Regions from separate parts of the Homo sapiens genome. Here region 2 is linked to region 1. The links are chromatin loops, found by intact Hi-C in ENCODE. Cell type or tissue: IMR-90. All regions are shown on one strand. Links, peaks and the distances in the headings refer to the core of each region. The heading gives the core; the rest is flanking DNA. Region 1 overlaps SEC62 (SEC62 preprotein translocation factor). Region 2 overlaps MYNN (myoneurin).

What was found. Hi-C counts contacts between places; a loop is a spot of excess contacts. Peaks named below come from ENCODE experiments on the same cell type or tissue, not always from the same donor. Only the 100,000 strongest peaks of a DNase experiment are listed, where the experiment ranks them.
Region 2: a loop joins it to region 1, with 3 times the contacts of the local background. A loop is called at or near these places in 4 of 110 quality-filtered maps.

The regions. Positions count from the first base shown.
Region 1 is chr3:169,986,809-169,998,433 of GRCh38, reverse strand. It overlaps SEC62 (SEC62 preprotein translocation factor), which reads right to left. Exons shown (of 8, transcript NM_003262.4): 7 at 10,075-10,194; 8 at 61-5,840. The coding sequence ends at 5,371. Among named protein-coding and RNA genes, the nearest start is that of SEC62, 26 kb to the right of the region's middle. In IMR-90, for the core only: no CTCF peak of the experiment used is centred there; no DNase peak of the experiment used is centred there; H3K27ac peaks cover 672 bases.
Region 2 is chr3:169,785,173-169,796,234 of GRCh38, reverse strand. MYNN (myoneurin) reads right to left here. Exons shown (of 8, transcript NM_018657.5): 8 at 6,519-9,819. The coding sequence ends at 9,557. LRRC34 (leucine rich repeat containing 34) reads left to right here. Exons shown (of 11, transcript NM_001172779.2): 9 at 1-21; 10 at 624-750; 11 at 2,397-3,232. The coding sequence ends at 2,600. Among named protein-coding and RNA genes, the nearest start is that of MYNN, 17 kb to the right of the region's middle. RefSeq lists a cis regulatory region at 1,878 and an enhancer at 1,806-1,950. In IMR-90, for the core only: no CTCF peak of the experiment used is centred there; no DNase peak of the experiment used is centred there.

The sequences.
Region 1 (11,625 bases), core at 1,788-9,787:
GAGTGACAGAGCAAGGAGACCCCCATCTCAAAATAAATAAATACATAAAATAAATAGAAGTTGCTACAAAAATCTTGACTTTTTATTTAGGAGTAAGATATAATCTATCAAAACAAAACATCACATAACACATGTAACTTACTAAATTTGTGACATGAAATGTGAATAATATTAAAATTGAATTATGCGAAGTATCATTGGCCTTTGAATAAGTTATAGTCCTATTTGAAACATTGGTGGATCTGATTAGCTAGGGCAGGGGTTCTTAACCTACAATTCACAGACCTCTAAGGGATTCACGGATAGAATTCAGAAGATACATGAACTTGGATGGGAAAAATTAACTTTAATTTCACTAGCCTAAAACTAAAATTTAGTATTTCCTTCAATGACGAGTGCAGACAACAATCCACAGTTGTACTAGCAGTAACTTTGTCAACAGAAATCAGGTATTTTCATGTTACATCACAGTTGTTGCAGATATCTAATATATGTTTTATGCTACTTCAACATCATAGCAGTTATTACATCCACTCGTAGATCTGGCTATTAAATGCACACCTATAACTACCACATCATAAATTATTTGGTAGCTTACACTTCAGTGTAATTCGTTTCCCTTGTAACCCCATGCATTTCCTTTTCTGCATTTAAAAACATTATTCTGGCCAGGCATGGTGGCTCATGCCTGTAATCCCAGCACTTTGGGAGGCCGAGGCAGGTGGATCACCTGATGTCAGGAGTTCAAGATCAGTCTCGCCAACACGGTGAAACCCTGTCTCTACTAAAAAATACAAAAATTAGCTGGGTGTGGTGGCATGTGCCTGTAATCCCAGCTACTTGGGAGGCTGAGGCAGGAGGATCACTTGAACCTCAGGAGGCGGAGGTTGCAGTGAGCTGAGATTTCGCCACTGCACTCCAGCCTGGGTGACAGAGTGAGACTCCATCTCAAACAAACAAACAAACAAAAAAAACCCATTATTCTGAGGAGTCCATGACACAAAAAAGTTAAAGTGATCTAGGAAATCATTGAAAATGAAATAAGACCAAAGTGTGATGATATGACCCCCTTGAAATTTAACTTATCTTTCCCTCTTTCTGTCATGCTAAGAAGAGATCATAGGCCTTTTGGACAATCCTAAAACTATAAACCTCAGAAAATATGTCCTCTCTCAGACTGAAATTTCGTCTGATTGGAAAAGCCATGCAATTAAAGTATCAAAGGATCTCTGTGCTAGGTTGGACAAATGAAATAAACGCATTGGGACCTACTCAGAAACTCACAACTAACTGCTTTAGCCATTGGTTTAAGGGCTTGCCAAAGAAGGCAAATTTAAATTAATCTCCTTGTGTAGTTATCTGCATGACATTCACTAGAACAGGATTTTAGTTATCAAAATGCTTACAACATGCTGTATAAAGTTATGAGATCTTTTCTAATGTTTGGTGATAAGGATCTGACAAAGAGGTCAATTCCTCATTGGAATTTTTGTTCCCTAGGAATTTCTCCTTGGTATTGGTCTTGATTCCAATAAGAAACAGATGGTTCTTTACATGAAGATATTATGAGGAGATAAGTATAGGTATAGGCTACCCAAAGAGGAAGCACAGTAGCTTCTGCAACTCCAGGCTAGTAGCAGCAGAACTGACATCATCCTTGGCCAGAAAGGAAGAGTGCAGGGACTGGCAACCTGGAAAGCAGGGAAGGAGTTTGGGAGAAGTGACCTTTGGCTGCTAAGGCAGCCCCCCAACCCCAGGAGAAGAGCCGAGAATAGGCACCCTACCATCCTCTGATCTCTGGCCAGGACACTCCTTGGCCAAACCCACTCAGAAGCCAGGAGGCATAGGAGCCCACTGCTGTGGTCCATTCGGGTCAGCTTTGTGGGCAAGAGCAGAGTGGAGCTGGAGGGGAAAACAAGAGATATCCAGCACATGTAGCAATTTGCTGCCGTAGCACTTAACACACTATTTAATGGTGCAAGAGAATTGTATTTTTATTCATGGTTGTGCCTAGTAAAATTCTGGTACATGGTAAGTGCTCAGTATTACTGAGTGAATGAGCAAAGACCTGAAATACTGTGGAAACAGTAAAAGCAAATTACCACACAATTAGGAGGAATTATTTTCAGACATAGGATATTTAAAACATCACTCAAATACTGGAGCATGATTCAGCAATAAATTCTATTCCATAAACCAGGTAGATAAATGTCACAGCTTTAAAATATAGTTAAGTACAGTTGATCCTCGTTATTCATGGATTCCGTATTTGTGAATTTGCCTAACCTAAAATTTTGTGGTACAGCAAAAAACTTGCTGTACACATATTCTGAGCTGAGGTTGAACAAGGCCATGTTCCAGCTTTCATACTATAAACGTGTCCTTTTTACGCTAATGCCATGGTTTTTGCATTTCTGTTCTTTTTTTGATTTCACTGTTTAAAATGGCCCCCAAGCATAGTGCTAAGGGCAAAAAGCTGTTCCTAAGGGTAAAAAGGCTGTTGTGTGCCTTATGAAGCTTATGTGTCAGATAAGCTTCATTCAGGCATGAGTTACAGTGTTGTTGGTCATGACTTCAATGTTAATGAATCGATTATATTAAATAAGGTGTCTTTACAACAGAAATTTACATGTTGACTGCTTGATGAAAATGTGACCAGTGGCTTGCAGAAATCTAGCCTTGTATTTCCCCTAGGTTCTATATTTGCTAATTCAGTGTTCGCAGTGACTTTATAGAACGTAACTACCTTGAATAATGAGAATCAACCATACTTGCTGTTTTCCAGTTCCTAATAGATTTAAAAAAAAAATTCAATTTACAAAAGACACAAGATGACTTTTCTTGTCAGCAGCTAACTGATCCTCATGATGTAAAACCAGAAAGAGGGGGGAAACACCAAAATTCATCACCACTGCATAATTTCAATGTGATATATTAAAATTTATTACTTCCTGAATAGTATTCAACTAAATCTATATTATTTCAATTAAAGTTACCTAGGCCATATGGTTTGAAAATTGAAAAATCCAGTAAGAGGGAAAAGGAAAAATACCTTATTTAATACATTGACTTTAAGAACAATCACATATGCATTATTCTTACTATCTGAACTTAGCCTCTGGTAAATTCAATCCTGCTTAGTTAGGCCAATTGATACCCTCTACAATAAGCCCTACATGATCAAAAAGCTTCATGCTTTCTACTTACAGCAGCATAGCAAATCTGAAGTTCTTAAAAAAAAATCGCCATTCTATTAACAATTATAAACGATTTTCCATGCTCTGGTACAAGAATATTTAATGTTAGCCAAGAAAGATAGCCATCTATTCCACTGAGGATTGTAATAGAGGCAGCCTTTTGATTTTTATATTTGTTTAAAGTACACAACTTGAATAGTAAAATAGAAACTGAGCTGAAATTTCTAATTCACTTTCTAACCATAGTAAGAATGATATTTCCCCCCAGGGATCACCAAATATTTATAAAAATTTGTACTAACATTCTGTAAGAATCCACACACATCAGTAAGAAGCTGACCTTCCTGTTGGCCATGCTCCAAATGTCTTTAAGACTAGACAAATTACATATATTATAAAAAATTTCAGGATGAATATTGAGTGCCTGGGTATTATCACAGTAATAGTAAAGGTTAATGAAATAATTTTTATTTCTGAAAAACACCATGTTTATACCCCAAAATAGGTATCAATGTTACTGGTGATAAACTCAGAAGTGATCATTATATATATGCTTACTGTGGAAATGAAGTAGTAGAGCTCTGCAAATGGGACGGGAAAATACCCAGGCACTTCATCAATGAACATTTATTTGCTAAAAAGAAACTATTAAAGTGATTGCAGCCTTGACATAGTTGCATTAACATCAAATAGCCACATTTATGTCCACTTACAGGGACTACTATAAAGAAGCAATCAAGCCAAGTTTAATAAAATGTGTCGATACAGAAAACATATTTTTCACAATTAGAAAAATTTAACATCTTTAATTCAAACACTTAGATGAGAAACAGCCTAAAGCAAAGACTGACATACACTACCTATTTCAACCACAAAGCAAGATGCTCTCACTGTGACTGAAGAAAAATCATTTAATATTCATTATTAGTTAGTATAACTCCAAGGAATGATTATGCTCATAAGTAAACAAGAGTTTCCAAAGACTTGTAACTAAGATGTATAAGACGTAAAGTCAAACTGCAAAACTAGTTCAAAGCAATTAGAGTCCAATAGTTCTCTTATGTTTTCTTTCATTATCTTTATTTTAAATTTGATATTTTAGAATAGGAAATTATCTTTCACAGCAATGCCTCCTGGTCTGATAATACAGTATCTCATTTCTGAATGTAAAGATTTAAAATAAATCAAAATGAACATTAAGGCGTACAAAGCTACTTTAAGTCTGCTCTTAAGATCAGTTTTTGCTCATATTCAAAATACATGGAATGTTGGCACAAAACTGAAGCTGCTGTAGAAAGATCACAGATGTTCTGTGGGTTACTCAAACTTCCATTTCTCTAAAAACATACCCTTACATGGTCTTAATTTTATGAATTTAAGTGTTGAGAAATATCTAAATAATAAGTAACAATTAAAATAAAATGTTTTATTTGTAAATTATGTACAGAATACACTTTACGTTACGCCAATGAAATGGGGAGGGAGGAGGGAGAGCCATCACCTTCCAACAAATGCTGTTCACTTTCTCTGCTGGAGACGACCATCTTTCTCTCAGTCAGACGTACAAATCAGTGTGGATTTCCTACATTGGAAAAATAATTTAGCTAAACCAGAAGTGTTGCTGCATTGTTACTAGTTGGCTTGTTTCCACAAAATAGTTTTGAACTCTGCTAACTCAGAATCTTAAAAGAAATCTCCTGGTATAATTTTATAATGAAAAATAAAAACTATCAAGGACAATGAGTTTACACATCTTAAAGAAACTGTGAAATGGCTACATAACTATGCATAATGTGAAATGTTGGAGTTTCTTTGTTCCTTTTAAAGTTATTTTTGATTAGTCTAACAGTAAAAAGCCATAAAACTATCAAAAATTGCCATTAATGTAAATTTAACTGTGGAAAGTACATCTTTGATAACTGTCAAAATGAATGAGACCTACTTACTGTAAAATTATCAAATGGATAAAACATATTAATGGCTTTAAACTGTACCAATAATAGTGCCAATATTCTATAAAATGAAGGACCGAATATAACTGCTTGAATGTCAAATACATTTCAGTAGATAGATTTAAAGAATGCTACAAATGCCATGTGTTCAATATGGTAATCAGCCAACATAGAAAATCCAACCTCTTGTACTTATTCATTCAGTCCCAAAATTAGTCAGATTATGATTTTTCATGTGAAGATTTAGGTGTTTCTCCATCATTTTCCTCTTCCTCATCCTCTTCACAATCCCCATCTGTTTGCTGTTCCAGTTCCTCTTTTGTTATCATTTCAAAATCATTTCCATTTCCACTACTGTGCTGGGATCGATCATCTTCCCTCCTGTCACTGTCCGTGTCTGAATGCCGTTCTCCCCCCGAGCCTTCTGTTCCATGATTTCCTGGTCCTACTTTCCCCTCCTCATCTTCCTTTTTCTCACTGTCTGACTTTTCCTCACTGTCGGACTTCTGTTGCTTTTTGGTTTCAGACTTCTCATCTTTCTTTAAGTCTGCTTTTGGTCCTTTGTATTCATGTGTGTACAGAGGCCTGAAGGAGTCAATGAAGCCCACATCAGCAGTCAGATTTGGCAAGAACCAAAAGTGGTGCCTTCCTCCAGTTATGAGCCAAATGATGAGAAATAGAATGCATCGAGCTGTGGGGAGAAAAATTTCTCTAATTGAGTAATTCAAACACTGCCTCAGAAGGGAGTATTTGTTAATAAAAAGCTGGGAAAACAGTTTTATTATCTGCACATTTCATACACCTTAAATATTAATATTTAAATCCTGATTAGTGCTGGGCGTGGTGGCTAAACCTCTAATCCAAGCTACTTGGGAGGATCACTTGAGCCCAGGAGCTCGAGGCTGCAGTGAGCTATAATTACACCACTGCATGCCTGAAAACAAAAAATTCCTGACTAGTTTAGCAGCTATCACGGTATTCTAGGGGCACAGAATGTTGCTCTGAACTTGAGGTCACAATGCAATAATGTCACTGAAAAAAATTACTTCTTTTTTCCATCTGGGTGTACACTTACATGGATATACACTTCTGATTTATGTACTTTGTGATATTATGCTTCAATACACATAGCAATCAGTTGGGAATTTAAGTATTCATAAGATCATGGTGTAGGAAAAGAATAAAATAAAGAGATGAAAGGTGTTTAGGAAGGAAGCCTTTAAGAAGGAAAAGCAGGGCTGCATCATACTTCCCAAGGCCCTAGGCCCTTTTGCCTTTGTAAGGCACTTACTCCACAAAAACTATTAAATATTATATTTTCTATACATTTATGACTATATTTTCTGTACATCTGTATAAACACGAATAAAATACTGTATAGGTTTGCTATTACATACATGTATATACATTACTACTTCTGATTTAAAAGAAATAAAAATGAAAATATTTCTGTGGACCCCTATATGTATCTTGGTCCAAGGCACACGTTTACTATGCCTAAAGGATAAATTAGCCCTGGATAAGGAACCCCAGTATTAGAAAGTTTCCATCTTTTAATCCTTGTTTTCTTATTTATTTATTGAGGACAAGGTCTTGCTCTGTCACCCAGGCTGGAGTGCAGTGGCACAATCATGACTCGCTGCAGCCTCAACCTCCTGGGCTCAAGCAATCCTCCCACCTCAGCCTCCAAGTAGCAGGTACGTGCCACCATGCTCCGCTAATTTTTGTATTTTTTGTAGAGATGGGGTCTTGCCAAGTTGCCCAGTCTGGTCTTGAACTCCTGGGCTCAAACTCCCAAAGTGCAGGGATTACAGGTCTATATCTATCATTTATTTATCTAATCTCTCTCTCTCTATCTATCCTCCCTCTCTCTCTACCTATCTACCTACTTTGATAGACAGGTTCTTGCTATGTTGTCCAGGCCAGTCTTAAACTCCTGGCTTTATGTGATCCTCTCACCTCAGCCTCCCGAGTAGTTGGGATCGCAGTTGTGAGTCACTGAACCTGACCTTTTTGTTTTATTAGTTAGGTAAACTATGTAATTTTTGCTTAAAGACCAATCCTCTCAATATTAGGAAAAATACAATGTTAATGAAAGCAAGATCACTTAAATACATAAGGTTTACTCTTTTATAACACTGTATTATGAAAAAACTGTAGAAAAATGGAATTTGAATTTTAAAATTTGTAGTAATGAGTTATCACAAACCCCAATATTTAGTTTTCTCTGAATTTACCAATTATGTAGAGCTGAGTGATTTTTTCCTGTTTTTTAAAAGGTCATGATGATTATGTGAATGTTACAGACTAATCAATTATGACAGGAGTTTTGGTTTTTGTTTTCTTTAGACAATTCTGTCACTGTTTTCATATAAAGCCTGAAATAAGCTAATCTATGTGTCTTCCATTATTTTGCTTTGTATAAATGGAAGAAAATCGTTATAGCTGTCTTGACTTTTAAAAATAGCAATTTTTATTTTCACAAGAATATAAATATTCTGAAAGACTCCTGTACACATTAGAATCTTTCGTGGTATAAACGGAAAAGGTAAATATGCTTAAAATTATGATTTAAGAATAAATTCCACTGATAAACAGAGATAATGAATTTAAGGAGGCTGTACATTTTTTTCTCCAATTATGATGCAATGATAGGTTTTACAGGATTGTAAGACAGATGATTCATAATATGAAATCTTGTATCAAACCAAAGAAAAAGCAATATAGAAATGGCACTAACCTAATTTCTTATCACATACAAATGGTATGGCAAAATGTTCATGTTTTACAGTTTTTCGCTATGTGGCACTAGATTACCGAGAGTGAAAAGGGAAGAATTATGGGGAAGCTGTGACATGTACTATAATAACATTCCTATGCTAAAAGCGACAGATTTTAGAAAACTGCCAAAGGTTTTATTTTAAATGGCATTATTAATAATGCATATTCAAAGAAACACCAGATATAATTGTGACCAATACATAATATTTCAAGACCCTGACTTTAAAAAAAAAAATTAGCTAGGCATGGCAACATGCTCCTATAGTCCCAGCTATTCAGGAGGCTAAGGTGGGAGGGCTGCTTGAGCCCAGGAGTTTGAGGGTACAGTGAGCTATGATTCTGCCATGGTACTTTACCCTGGGCAACAGAGCAAGACCCTGTCTCCAAAAAATGAATATATATAAAAATATATTTCATATAAATATGAGATATCATATAATATATATGACATATCATATGATATATATTATATGATATATATGATATATAATATTATGATATATCATATATCTATATATCATATATATTCATATATAATATACATGATATATATTATATGCGATATACATAATATATATAAAGACTTCAAAGAATAATATAAAAGAAATATCTAATTATTTGAAAGTATATTTGGAATTGCATTTTCTAAGAGAATCAAAATAAAATGTTGGGTTTGTTTCCTGGTATAATTCAGAAGACTATTTGGTTCATAATGCATATTTAAATCCACAGCATATTTACAATGAAAATTTATTTAAAGAGACTACTGAAGAAACAATATTTTAAACAGCAAAACTACATAATAACCATAAACTATTGTGAACACTGGTTTAATTTAAAAATAAGCAAGTAGAATAATTCTATTCAGTGGAGCTAAACCTTTGCTAAAAATTTCCAAGGAGTTTCTAAATTTCAGGAATTTGAAAGGCAAAAAGCACCAATTTTATTATGTCTAATGTCAGATCAAAGTTTATGACTTTTCCTTCTTGATGCAGGTATTACACTGACACTAAATTCAAACAGGCTTAGATATTGTTTCTTGGCCTACAAATGTGCCCGTGTTCCATGCAAAACCAGCAGGGGATTTTTCTGCTGCCAGAGGTTACCAAATCAGAGGAAGGAGGCTGGGCGTGGTGGTTCACGCCTGTAATCCCAACACTTTGGGAGGCCAAGGAGGGCAGATCACCTGAGGTCAGGAGTTCGAGACTAGCCTGGGCAGAGTGATACCCTATCTCCCCCACAAAAAGCCAGGCATGATGAAATGCACCAGTACTCCTAGCTACTTGGGAGGCTGAGGCAGGAGGATTGCTTAAGCCCAGGAATTCAAGGCTGCAGTGAGCTATGATCTCACCACTGCACTTCAGCTTGGGTGACAGAGCAAGACCCTGCCTCTAAACAAATAATCTATGAAAGACCCCAATCATCCAGAAATGCGGAAAATTCATTTACTTATGTTTTCCTATTTGATTTTTAAAACATTAACTCCTTATTGCATCTAGTATTTTGGTACTTGGGTGAAAATTATTGATTTTTCCCAAAATGGCAAATCAATTGTTTAGAATCATTTATTAAATATATGCATAGATTATTTAGATGTTGCATTTGTTCTAAGTCAAAATTAAAAAATGTTTTACTGAAAGTATTATGTCTAATAAATGATCTACCACTGCAAAAATATTAAACGCCTCTGCCATAACTAATTTTTAAAGCACATCTATTTGCAGATTAAGATATAATAATGTATGGTATATTTCAAAATAAGTAAATTTCAAATGTCTCACAATAAATGATAGGCAAGAAAGGTGATCAATATGCTAATTATGTTAATTAGCTTGATTTAAACATTCCACATTGTACACATACACCAAAACATCACATTGTACCCCATAAATGTATACAATTATGATCTGTCAATAAAAAATAATCTTATTAAAAAATTTTTTTAAAGATGTATTAAATCCTTTTTCTGCAGACAGAACACATCTTACCAAGCCTGAGTTTTGAGATTTGACTCAGAAAGTAGTACCATATATTTCTTGATTTACCTCCATTAATTTTTCTTAAGCTTTACTGAAGCTCCAAATTACAGTCCAACTGCTCAATACCAACCTTCTTGAGGTCAATTTTATAATAACAATACTTACCAACAGCAAGGAGAAGAATACTGGCTACAAAACAGCCTGCACCCACACTGAGGTAATAAACACCTACTCTCATTTCTGCTGGCCAAAGGGGGAAGAGGGTGGCCGCTATTACTGCAATCACTGGAACAAGAAATGACAAAAGTTAAATTTTAGAATAAAAACTTAAATGGTATGGCTGCACTAACAGAAACATATCCCTGGGGGAAAAACTGAGAAACATAAACACAGTGAAATATAAAATTGCCATTTTTATAGGTAAAAAATGGTCAATTATGAGCAATTTCATATTGTTCAACCTAACATTTTATACTATTCTTAAACTAGTTTTTATTAGTGTAAATTACATATAATTAGAAAAAAATGCTATGTAGAAATTCAAAACTGTTGCCTCCTTAATTTATCAACTGCCCCCTTTTTCAAGCTATATCTACTTTATTTAAAAAATACTAAGATATTTGCCTACTAAGTAAGGGAGCTAAAAGAAACAACAGAACAACAAAGCCAACAAAAAATGATTTCCAAGACCCCTCTCTGGAGATTCTTCTTCTGGGGTGGAGCTCTGACATCCACAGACTGAAAGATTCCCCAGGTGATTTCTGCTACAGATGTATTTTTTGGTGCTTAGGGAAACTGTTTACAAGTGTCTCCAGTTTTTTTGCAAGTAAAGTGGGGACACAAGAAAGAATTATAAGAAATTAGAAGCCTGGTTATTAGGTCTTTAGAATAAGACCAGGATTAAAATTCTAGCTCCATCACTTATAAGCTATGTAACCCTGGGCAAGTTACTTAACTCTTTTGAGGCTAAGTTACCTTATATTTAATAAGTCTCTTCCTATTCTTCAAAGGTTGTTGTGAGGATGAAATGATATATTGTACGCAAAATATCTAGCAAAGTGACTAGTACTCTTATTATAAAAGAGTTATTTTGCTTTTTGTTTTCTGAAACAGAGTCTTACTCTGTCACCCAGGCTGCAGTACAGTGGCATGATCTTGGCTCACGACAGCCTCGACCTCCTGAGCTTAGGTGATCCTCCCACCTCAGCCTTCTAAGTAGTTGGGACTACAGGTGTGAACCACCACACCCGGCTAATTTTTTGTAGAAACGAGGTTTCGCCATGTTGCCTAGGCTGGTTTCGAACCCTTGGATTCAAGCCATCTCCCTGCCTTGGCCTCCTAAAGTGTTAGGATTACAAGTGTGAGCCACTGAGCCCAGCCTTAAAGAGTTATTTTGAATGGGATCCTATCATACCATATTGACCAAGCTTATTTTAACTGCTACCTATTTTTTTTTTTTCTGTTTGTTAAATCATTCTTTCCCCATAAAACCTCCTGGAATACACACGTTAAAAAGCAAATCAAAAACAAATCAAACCCCCAGCACTTTGGGACAACGAGGCAAGTGCCCAGGAGTTTGAGACCAGCCTGGGCAACATGGCGAAACCCCATCTCTACAAAAAAATACAAAAATTAGCGGGGTGTAGTGGAGTGTGCCTATAGTTCCAGCTACTCAGTAGGCTGATGTGGGAGATCACCTGACCCCAGCAAGTCGGG
Region 2 (11,062 bases), core at 1-8,000, 200 kb after region 1:
ACACAACAGGAGTCTTAAAGCGTTAGTATGGTTTTATATTTAATCAAAATAACAGAAAAGCAAATTTTTAAATACTAACCTCAATCCCCTTAACTCTTAAGATTATAATGAAATATGAAAACTCAGCTTCTAAACTGACATAGTATTAAGTTACAGTAAACATTTACATTTCTATTTTTCAAATGTAATGTCTTTTACAATTAGACTGATTCTATTAACGATTCCTTCAAATTAATGAGAAAATTTGCATTGCTTATATTACTTATCCTGAATTCTAATAGAAAACTCAGAAGCATTCAATATGATCAAGACTTTTAAAAGTAAGAATGAACTAAAGAATAAAATACTTGGATGCATTTATCCAGAAAAATATATCTGCTATCCACCCAAACATTTACTGAATAATATAAAACAGAAGACTTTCAAAATGTAGTTAGCTCTACTAAGTACCTTAAGGATCTAATTAGAAAACTAAGTTTCTTGGATTTTAGGAATTAAATGGTCAGTATTTTTACCACTACATTACAACATACTGAAGAATAATGCTAAGACTACACAAGAAAGTGTTTGTAATAAATGTTGCTAATTTTTGTATTCTTTCCTTGTGGAATTATTGGTTTCAGGTTGTCAGTAGTCAGCAACAACATAGAGGGAGAAGGACTTGTTGCACTTTCACAATCAATGAAAACAAATCTCACTTTCTCTCATATCTACATTTGGGGAAACAAATTTGATGAGGCTACGTGTATAGTAAGTTTTAAGTTTTTTCCTTCACTGAAGGCTTTTTCTGGGATCATCTCTGTAACATCAGATATTATTTACAGGTGCCTCAGAAATGGTTACACAGTGAGACACTGCAGTTTTGATAATTAACATAAGTCTTAAAATTAACTACTAGAGAGTTTGGTGGTTCAAATAACCAAAGATATTAAAACTATGTATTAGTATTACACATCACTGAATGACACAGTTCTAATTCCTCTAAGGTTAAGAAAAATCATAATTATTGATCAGATGTAGCAAAATTTCTGATCTGCTCCCTAATAATTATACCAAAATATGGAATGGGAGAGATAGAGTACAAGCTATCAAAATATTTGGCATGTTGCTCACATAAATACAGACAGCCTTTGATACTACTTTCAAAACAGAAATAATGGTAACAGTTTTCATTTGGAAAGAACGAGGGGGAAAAAGTAGATGTTAAAATTCTCAAAATTTGCAAAAGGACTAACAAAAATTCCACCACTAAAAAGAGTAATAAAACATAGAGTGTTGTCTAAACCACCCTCCCAAAAAAACCAACCCTTACTTTTAGAAAAACATCCATAATTCTTTAGGTTCTACACATCAGTAGCTGAATAAGTTGAGTCTGGAACTGGAACTAATGATGAATGACAAGCTAAAGCAAAAACCAACTTGACTTTTAAATCTTTTAATGTCTAAATTTCCATCTTTCTCCATATTGCCAACCTTACTGACAAACCAGTTCAACGTATTTGTATGACTCTGTTACATAGATACTAAGGATCGTGGCTCATGCCTGTAATCCCAGCACTTTGGGAGGCTAAGGCGGGGGGATCACGAGGTCAAGAGATTGAGACCATCCTGGCCAACATGGTGAAACCCCATCTCTACTAAAAGTACAAAAATTAGCTGGGTGTGGTGGTGCGCTGGGCCTGTAGTCCCAGCTATTCGGGAGGCTGAGGCAGGAGAATCTCTTGAACCCAGGAGGCAGGGGTTGCAGTGAGCCGAGATCGTGCCACTGCACTCCAGCTTGGCGACAGAGCAAGACTCTGTCTCAAAAAAAAAAAAAAAGTATAAAAATTCTACAATGAAGAAATAATTAATAGGTCCGCATCCAATACTATGGAATTGTCTGTTTTAGCCTAAATCTGTAGATTAGATTCAGGGGGGTCATGAACTCTATATAATTGTATGTCCAAATCTGGGATTCCCTTAATTTTTCTGAGGAATGGGTAACTAGCTATCAGCAGATTTTTGAGAATGTATACAATAGGCCTCCTACCGAGCCCCCCTACCTATTCCAATTTATGAACATCTGTGGGACTTGAAAATTTTGACCATAGGAGCTTTGGTCCACAAAATTGGTAGTATAGAAAATCAACTCTAGGAGTCACAAAATGACAAAACATGTCTAATACATTAAAAGTTAGAAATAAGTTTTGCAATATTATAATTTCATTCTGTGTAATTAAATGAATAAAAATCTATTTACAATACCTGGAAAATATTAAAATTCAGCAATGTTATTCAGAATATTTTATTTTAAACTACAAATTAGCACAGCTAATTTGAATATTTAAATTTCCGTAAGCACTGTAAATTGAATACATTTTTTCTTAATGATATAGTTTTTTTCCTAAAAATCCTAGGCATATTCAGACTTAATTCAAATGGGTTGTCTAAAACCAGACAATACAGATGTGGAGCCATTTGTGGTAGATGGACGTGTATATCTTGCAGAAGTCTCCAATGGCCTTAAAAAGCATTATTATTGGACATCAACTTATGGAGAATCTTATGACCACTCATCTAATGCAGGTTTTGCTCTTGTTCCAGTAGGTCAACAGCCATGAAAAAGTAGCTGTAAAATAATTTTCATACACTTGTCTTATTGTTTCACAGAGATTAATATTCTATAGCCTATTTTCTTTTATAAATTAAAACAAGTTACTTTTTTCAAATGTGTAAAAGATAATGACTGTATTAAACTTTGTATAACTGTCTATTGTGAAAAACTGAGTAGGGTAATTTTTTAAAAGAAATTTTACAATATAGAGACTAAAATTCTAACCCTGGAGAAAGAGACCAAGGAACTAGACTAAATTTCTTTTTATAATGAAAATATAACCAAGTAGTGAAATAGCGTACAAGTAAAGGTCATTGTAGGTATCTAACTGAAAGTTATTAAGTAGTATTAATAAAAAGGTTTGTGGTAGAAAATTACCAGTGACTTTCAAAGGGTTTCAAAGTTCAGAAGTTGAAAAAGTATTCTACCTATCCTATTTACGTGTTACAGACAGGTGTTACTAACAATTTCATAAATACAGGCAAATATATATAAACATATACATACCCCTTTCCCAACAAGCCAGTGCTGCCAGCTCTCCCACTCTCCTCTCATAACCACTATCCTGACTTCTAACCCCACAGAGTAGTTTTGCCTGTTCTTGACCTTTATATAAATGGAAGCATACAGTATACACTCTCTTTGTGTCTGGCTTCTTTTGTTCAACATTATATTAGTATGATTCATTTATGTTGTTTCATGTAGCAGTAGTCTGTTCACTTTTCATTGCTTTGTAGTATTCCTCACATGCTGGGTAGTAGGATGTCTACCAGATTCTGGAAAGAGTTTGATTTCCCAGGCTACTGTCTCTTCCTGTGTGCTATAGAAGAGACCCACAAGTTCCCATATTCCCCCAAAGGGAGATTCAGAAGATGGCTGAAGGAGAAGCAAGTAGGCTTACCTTGAGCTTACAGTGGGGTGCAGGTGGTAAACCTGTAACCTGACCTACACTGCTGCTTGAGGCAGAGTTGCAGGTGATAGGGCCTCAGAGAGTTTTCCGCATCCAAAAGAACTGAGATGAAGTCAGTTCAGCCAAGGACAACTGGACTCTGACCAGACTAGGAAAGACTTGTTACTTATTTTATAAGCTGCTGCCTGCCACAACAGAGGTCAGTATAATTAACCCAGAGAATGGAAGGGCTCCACAAAGACTCTGTCTACCCTGATGCCCCTGTCTTGTATGATATGTCTGGACACCATTTTAGAAAGACAAAAGGCAGAAATAAAACAGCATTTCTCCAAAAGATTAAGCATTACCTTAAAATCCCTTAAGATATAAATTCTATCCCCTTTATATCAGACTAGGTTTTAAACTGGCTAAAACTAAAAGTTAATTTTTTCCAGACTTACCACTGGGTATGGGCTCAAGAGGAAGGACATATAAGTTCCATAGGAAAACTCTCATTTTCTCTGCACATCTAAATTATAAAGAGCAAATCTGCAATCATATTGTATGTATTGTTTCATTTTTCTCTTAGCAATCATCCTTTAAGACCCAGTTCAAAGACTGCTTCACCTTACACTGTTGCAGATCATATTATACTCATCATTTTACAATGTTTCAAATTTGAAAGCAAAAAATAAAGCAGTATGTGCTTTTCAGATATTTGGGAAAATAATGATCATTTGTCTTAAACGTTCTCCTTTTCAAACTTTTCTATAGTATTATCATTCATCATGTCTTCTTAATATCTACTACAACCATATCCATCTGGTTTCTGCTCCCACTATTATACTGTACCTGCCTTCTAAAGGATCATCATGCTCCAATTATCCAGCCCAATGTTGTCTCAGATTTACATCCTACTTCTCTGTACCATGTGACTGCTACAAAGCCACTTTTGCCTCTGAAAAATGTGTGCCACCTTGGTTTTCTTCCTTTCTGCTATCACTTTCCATCTTCTTTTCCGTCTTTGCTTATCCTTTAAATGAATTTTCCCCCAAATTCTGTCCTCATCTTTTTTTCTCCTATACCATCTCCCAGGGCTGCCTTAATCATTTCTATAAATTATTAGCTGCAAGATCTGTATCTCTAGTTTTAACATCTCCTGGTTCAGGCCCCATTTCCAACCACTACCAGAAATTTCCTACATATCTCACCACCAGTCAAATTCGGTACATCAAAATTGCTTCCCTTCTCTAAACATGCTCCTTGACTTATCTTGATGTCAATGGTATCACTATCCTCTCAATCACCAAGGATCAAAGCTTAGGTGTCCAATTTGGGGCTGCCTGATTACAAGGAAAAGAAAGTGACTCAGCCTGTTTAAGAAAAGGGGGATTTAACATAAGGATACAACAGCCACAATCAATGGCATCCAGGGGCAGAAAATGAATCATGGCTGCATCACCTCAGTAGGACTGCAGAGCCAGAAACTAAGGCCACTTTTCTGATCTCTCTAGGGCAGTCTCTTGGCTCTGCAAACCTGTTTCATTCCCTAACTTTGCTCTATAGATCAGCTTTCTCTGCTTACTCATCATTTCCTTTAGACTTTAGCTTGCTTCACTGACTTCAAGGCCAGTTCTAAAATGATCTTTTCATTTATACGTATATCATTATCTGATTGTCTCAGAATTTCATAGCTCAAATTTGTGAGAAAGAATCTTACCAGCTCAGTCTAGCCTATGAATTGTTTTTCCCTGGTGAAGTGTCTTGTTGCTGTGGTCACCAGTATGGAATCATGTGTTACCTATGTGGCTGTCTAATCCCCACCCTCTAGCACGCAACTGTGGTTGGCACGTGAGGACATAGGTTACAAACCTGGCTATCTAATCTCACTCCTTCAGCACAGGATATGGGTAGAGGACTATTTCAAGATGGTATAGGTGTAGTACTGGAGATGCCTCTGACCTCTATCTCCTCTCCACTTAATGCTTTCTCTCCATTCTGCCTAGTTCCCTCTTCATCAGCTATGTGCAAATTCTTCCATCAGCCATCTCCTCGTTTGCCTATCCAGGTAAGCAATGGCTGTTTCTCTGTCCATTCTACTCCTGTTGACTGCTCAGCAGTTCCTTTCTTGCCTTCCCCTACTATAACACTCAACATCTTGGCTTGTCTTATTGCAAGTTATATTTATGCTTGGCATCTCCATTTGACTGTAAACTTAAGGGTAGTTTATCATCTTTGCAGCTTTATGCATTCTGATTTGAATTTTTTTCCCAGCATTTGAAACACTGGCCAGATACTGTTATCCAAATATGTGGATGTTCACATCCATGGTGTTTATTTTAGTAAATTCTTCATGAAATTAAATACTGTGTTTACATGGTAATTATCTAATTTCTTAAACAAATACAGATGGTCCCTGACTTATGATTTCTTGACTTTACAATGTGTGAAACTAATACATATTCAGTATACTCTTTGACTTATGATAAACCCATAAGTCAAGGAGTCTCTGTACAGCAAACCTCTTTTGAATGAATGGAGGCAGGAGTTGCAGAGGACAGAAGAGTAGACTATAATTATTATCTCAAAAAATTAATGCTGTAATAAGTACATATCAATATTGCCCATAAATAACGAGTAAAAATGTAGAATTTAAAGAATTTTACTTGATGGTATTTCTAGTCAAGTTCTAGGTAGTTGGGGGGAGAGGGGAAGGATAGCATTAGGAGGAATACCTAATGTAAATGACGAGTTAATGGGTGCAGCACAGCAACATGGCACATGTATACATATGTAACAAACCTGCATGCTGTGCACATGTACCCTAGAACTTAAAGTATAATAATAATAAGAAAAAAAAAGTTCTAGGTACTCAAAATTTCCAGGTAAAATATTGAAAATTATATTCAAGAGCATCATTTTAAACTGCTTCCCAAAGGTAGAACATCAGGAAATGTTTAAGATAGTAGTTCATGGTTGGGCGCAGTGGCTCATGCCTATAATCCCAGCACTTTGGGAGGCTGAGGTGGGCAGATCACCTGAGGTCAGGAGTTCGAGACCAGCCTGGCCAACAGAATGAAACCCCATCTCTAACAAAAATTAGTCAGGTGTGGTGGCGCGCACCTGTAGTACCAGCTACTCAGGAGGCTGAGGCCGGAGAATTGCTTGAATCCAGGAGGCAGAGGTTGCAGTTAGCTGAGATCACGTCATTGCACTCCAGCCTGGGCAACAGAGTGAGACTCTACATGTTTGGTATACATTAAAATCACCTATGGGGCTTCCCCAGCATATATATGCCCTGGGAACTGTCTGATTCAATAGGTGGGGTGGGCCTGGATATTGTTATTTCTTAAGCATGTTTCTGATATGCATTAAATGTTAGAACTATTTAGAATACTTAAAAAAACTAGTACATGTACATTATTTCAACTACTCACACAATTTCTGTAGGACTGAAACACAGAAATTAGCTACTGTTGGAATGAAACTGATAGAACCATTACCTTTGAAAAAAGGTTTTCTAAAATTTGTCTATCAAAATCATCCTGTGAAATTAAACATAAGACAAATGCCATTTAAAAACAGCAAAAAAATTTTTATATAATCTACGGTTTCTTTTAAAATAGTCTAAAATCTAACATACAGTAGGCATGATCTGATACAAATACAAAAGAAAATTAAATTTATTTAGAAAATAGTTTCTCAGTAAGATCTTCACCTTCTAAAGACTTCCATAAAAATATGTAATACTTAAATAATTACTAATAGACCTTTCCCAAAACACTGCATTGTAACAAATATAAAGTTGGACTTAACTAAAATGGTAGTTATGAGTGTTAGAATGATACCAGATACAACTAAATATATGCATATTATGATAAATAATAGCATAGCATTAAGAGAAGAATGCCAAAGAAGGGATAGTATCTTCAAGTTTTCTCTACACATCATTCTAGAAGAGCAGAAAATGATGACAACTCAAGCCATGTCAATTTAAATAAAATTACTTTAGCTAAGAAGCAGAAAATGTGATCAAGAAAAGCTCAATCAATCTTAGCCACTTCAATCGTATCAAATAATACTAAAAATAATAAATTTGAAGGCTAATCTATGCAAAGGCAGAATGCTAATAATACCAGAGGAAATTTGGCAACTATTGCCCTTATAGAATTATGACGTCACTGTAGCAGTTTTTTGTTCATTAGATGCTTGGATTAACGAAGATATAAATAAATTAAACATAACCTCTCCATTTTAGCAAACTTCCTAAAGAGGCTGAGTCTTTTAATTTTCTATAATTTCTTCACATTCCAATACATTCCTATCACATTTAACCCAGAAGAGATTAGGTAACATTCTAATGCTTTGTAAATTGTATTTAAACCCACTATTTTAACTTGATACACATGCATAGATTTCTTAGATAAAATAATCAAATATTGTTTGCATCATACAAAGGTGGTATTTCAAACTCTATTCAAATAAGTCAGTCCCATGTCCCACCAGTGGCAATTTATTATGAAAATAATGTGTGTGCTGTGAAATGGTGAAGATCTCTACAGACTACAAGCATTAAGTGTTTTTATTATGTCCTCTAATTGGTTCTTATGACTTGGGTCCCAAATAGAGAAAATTAATGAATTAAAGAAATCAATACCAATAAAAAACATATTAACTGTACTACAGGTGTAGTTTAAAAGCAGAACACAAAAAAGCCACAGCATGGCAGAAATAAGAAATGATGTCATCTCACACTGAACAACAGCCTTGTGGGGGGAAAAAAAAAGAAAAAGAATATCACCATGCTGTTTGATTGGCACTATAAAAATTGACTTTGTGGAACTCATAATTTCATATCCAAAGATCAGGCAGTGAAATAAATTAATATGTGGGAAAAGTGGCATGGGGATGAGTGGTGCAAATATCAGGATAATAACGAATTTTCTACATTCATTTGGAAGGAAAAGGACCATTGTGAAACTACAACCACCACCAAAAGTTGTGGTTTAATTTATAAAATTAACAAACCCCAAACTTATAGAAAACTCAGATATAAAATATTTAACTATAGTTGGCTTTCTGGTAACTCAAAATGTTTACTTATAATTGAGGTTAATTTCTTAACTCTTTATGCAATATAATGTACCAAATTTAGAAGCCAAGTGATTTCTAGTATGCATTAAGTTTATATCTAGAAAATTCTTTCTGGAATTCAGTATTTATTTTAAAAAGTGCATAACAGGAGTAAGAGAGGCTTACCAAAATATTTCAAAACTCAAGTACATTTTCCTCATCTCCAATATTTTAGAACGGAATAAAACATAAACTGAATCAAATTTTGAAACTGTCTTTGACAAGATAAAAACACCAAATATCTACTTAAAATTCATTTTGAAAATACAATCTCAGATAACTCAAACCAAAAGTGCTGACCATTGGTTTTCTCCAGAATACTCAGTTCTAAATGAACAAAAATTTATATGCACTTTTCTAGATTTTGAGAAACATTTTTGTTTCATTAGAAAAGTTATTTCTAACAATATATTAATAGAGAAATAGCACAATTCTTATTCAGCGCCTAAATTTTTACGAGCGAAAATATGAAATTTTATTTTTATGCATAGTTTATGTATTGATCCATGGGGCTTACAAATAGCAACACACTCTTGGGCTGATACTATCGTGGATTTTGCTTAAATTATGAGGGCAGGAAAATTTTAAAATCCCACAGGTCACAACTGAATCACATTAACTGGCTGATTTAGTAAATGAAGGGCAATTCTAAAATGCAAAATAAAAATGGAATTAAGGCAGCTTTAAAAGAAAATAAAACTCATCCACCCAAAATAGTGCTACATAATTCATTACTTAAAAAGCTCTCTGTGGAGTATAGACATAAAGCCAAAAATAAAAACAAACATTGCAGTTGTGATGCAGCATCAGGTGCTTTTACTTCAGTGAATGAAAAATAATGGTCACAACTCAAATGAATGGGAATTTAATATGAATATATGCACCTTACCAGAGATGTTTGCTACCAATGATATCTTAGCAATTCCATATTCCTTACAAAGTCAGTATAATTGTTGTAAAAAAATCAACTGTGGTTCTGAATACCCATTCACAGTTGACCTCAACAATGTATCTGATGTAGGAGACTGAGTATCCGTGACAGGCAGAAGCATGTGATGGTCCTCAGTCCCAAGTGGAAGAGCTAATGGTAAAGTCATATCAGAAGGCTTCACATCCATAGTTTCTGATAAAGGACTTTTTTGTATGGAATCCTGTTCACTCAAAGTATGATCCTCTGCACTGGAGTCTAGAGTTTTATCTGCACCTAGAATGGAAGGAAAAAAAAATCTACATTATCTTTAAAACAAAACTAAACCCCTGAGGTAGACTAATGTACTTACCATTCCCAGAAATTACATTCCAACCACCATACCTTTACTCAAGCGGTTTCTCTTTTGTACATATGCCCTCCTCACTATCTATGTAAATTCAATCTGGGCCTCAAGGTTAAGTTCAAGCACCAACTCCATTTAAAAAAATGGACTTGATTAAGAATGAAACAGGGTGAGCTGTTATATCGGCTTAATCACACATTTGTCAATTTTCATATACTGCCTTGTGGCATCTATCTCTCTTATTGCCATTTAACATTCTACTCAGGTATGCCTTGAATCCTCAACCAGACTGTAAATTCTTTGAGAGTAAATGTCGTTATACTTCTTTAACTCCCTCAAAATATTAAACAGTGATAAGAAATACTCTTTTCATTCACTGAATGTTTTTAATAAGTTGTTCATATTATTCTGTGAGTTCAGAACAGTATGTATGGCACTTTCATATATTTTCAGAGGTGAGAAATTCTGCTCTACTCAAGGGAGCAATCAGCACACTGACTAAAGATGTACTTTTGCCTTCAAATTTTCCAATGGCTTTAACATGCTTCCGTTACTCTAAAGTGTTGACATGATTTTGGTTTCACCGTCCTTGTCACGCAGACAAAACTGCTTTCGTAAAATTGTAATTATCTGTATTCTTCCCAAACTACTCTTCACTTCAACTAGCTAAGGTTTCCTTCTTGTCCCACTGACTCTCTACAGTGTTCTCTGCCCGGAATGAATCCTCTCTTCCCATCTCCATCTTTGAACTCTTCTCCATCCTTCAAGTTAAAATTAAGTTTTTTTTAGTACTTACCTCAGAAAAACATAGTATCTTCTTTAGCACTTTTGTGTCGATTATGCCCTACATTTTCCCTATTTATTTAGTTTATTTAATTATTTATTTAGGTTTCTGGTCTCGCACACCAGGTTGTAAGTGCTTTGAGTACCAGAACTATGCCTTGTTTAACTTCATATTCCCTGAAAGTACACTTTACAGAAATTTAACAAGTGGTTAAATTAATGACTTACTGCAGTTTTTAGATGTTTCTAACTTAATACTTACGATGTTTAAGTATTTACACACCAGAAGGGCCTAGTGTCATGTCGAATAATGACGGAATAAAATGGTAAGCACAGGGAAACTTTTTCAAGAATTCACTTTAACCAATAGACTCAAAACTTGTTGTTTGG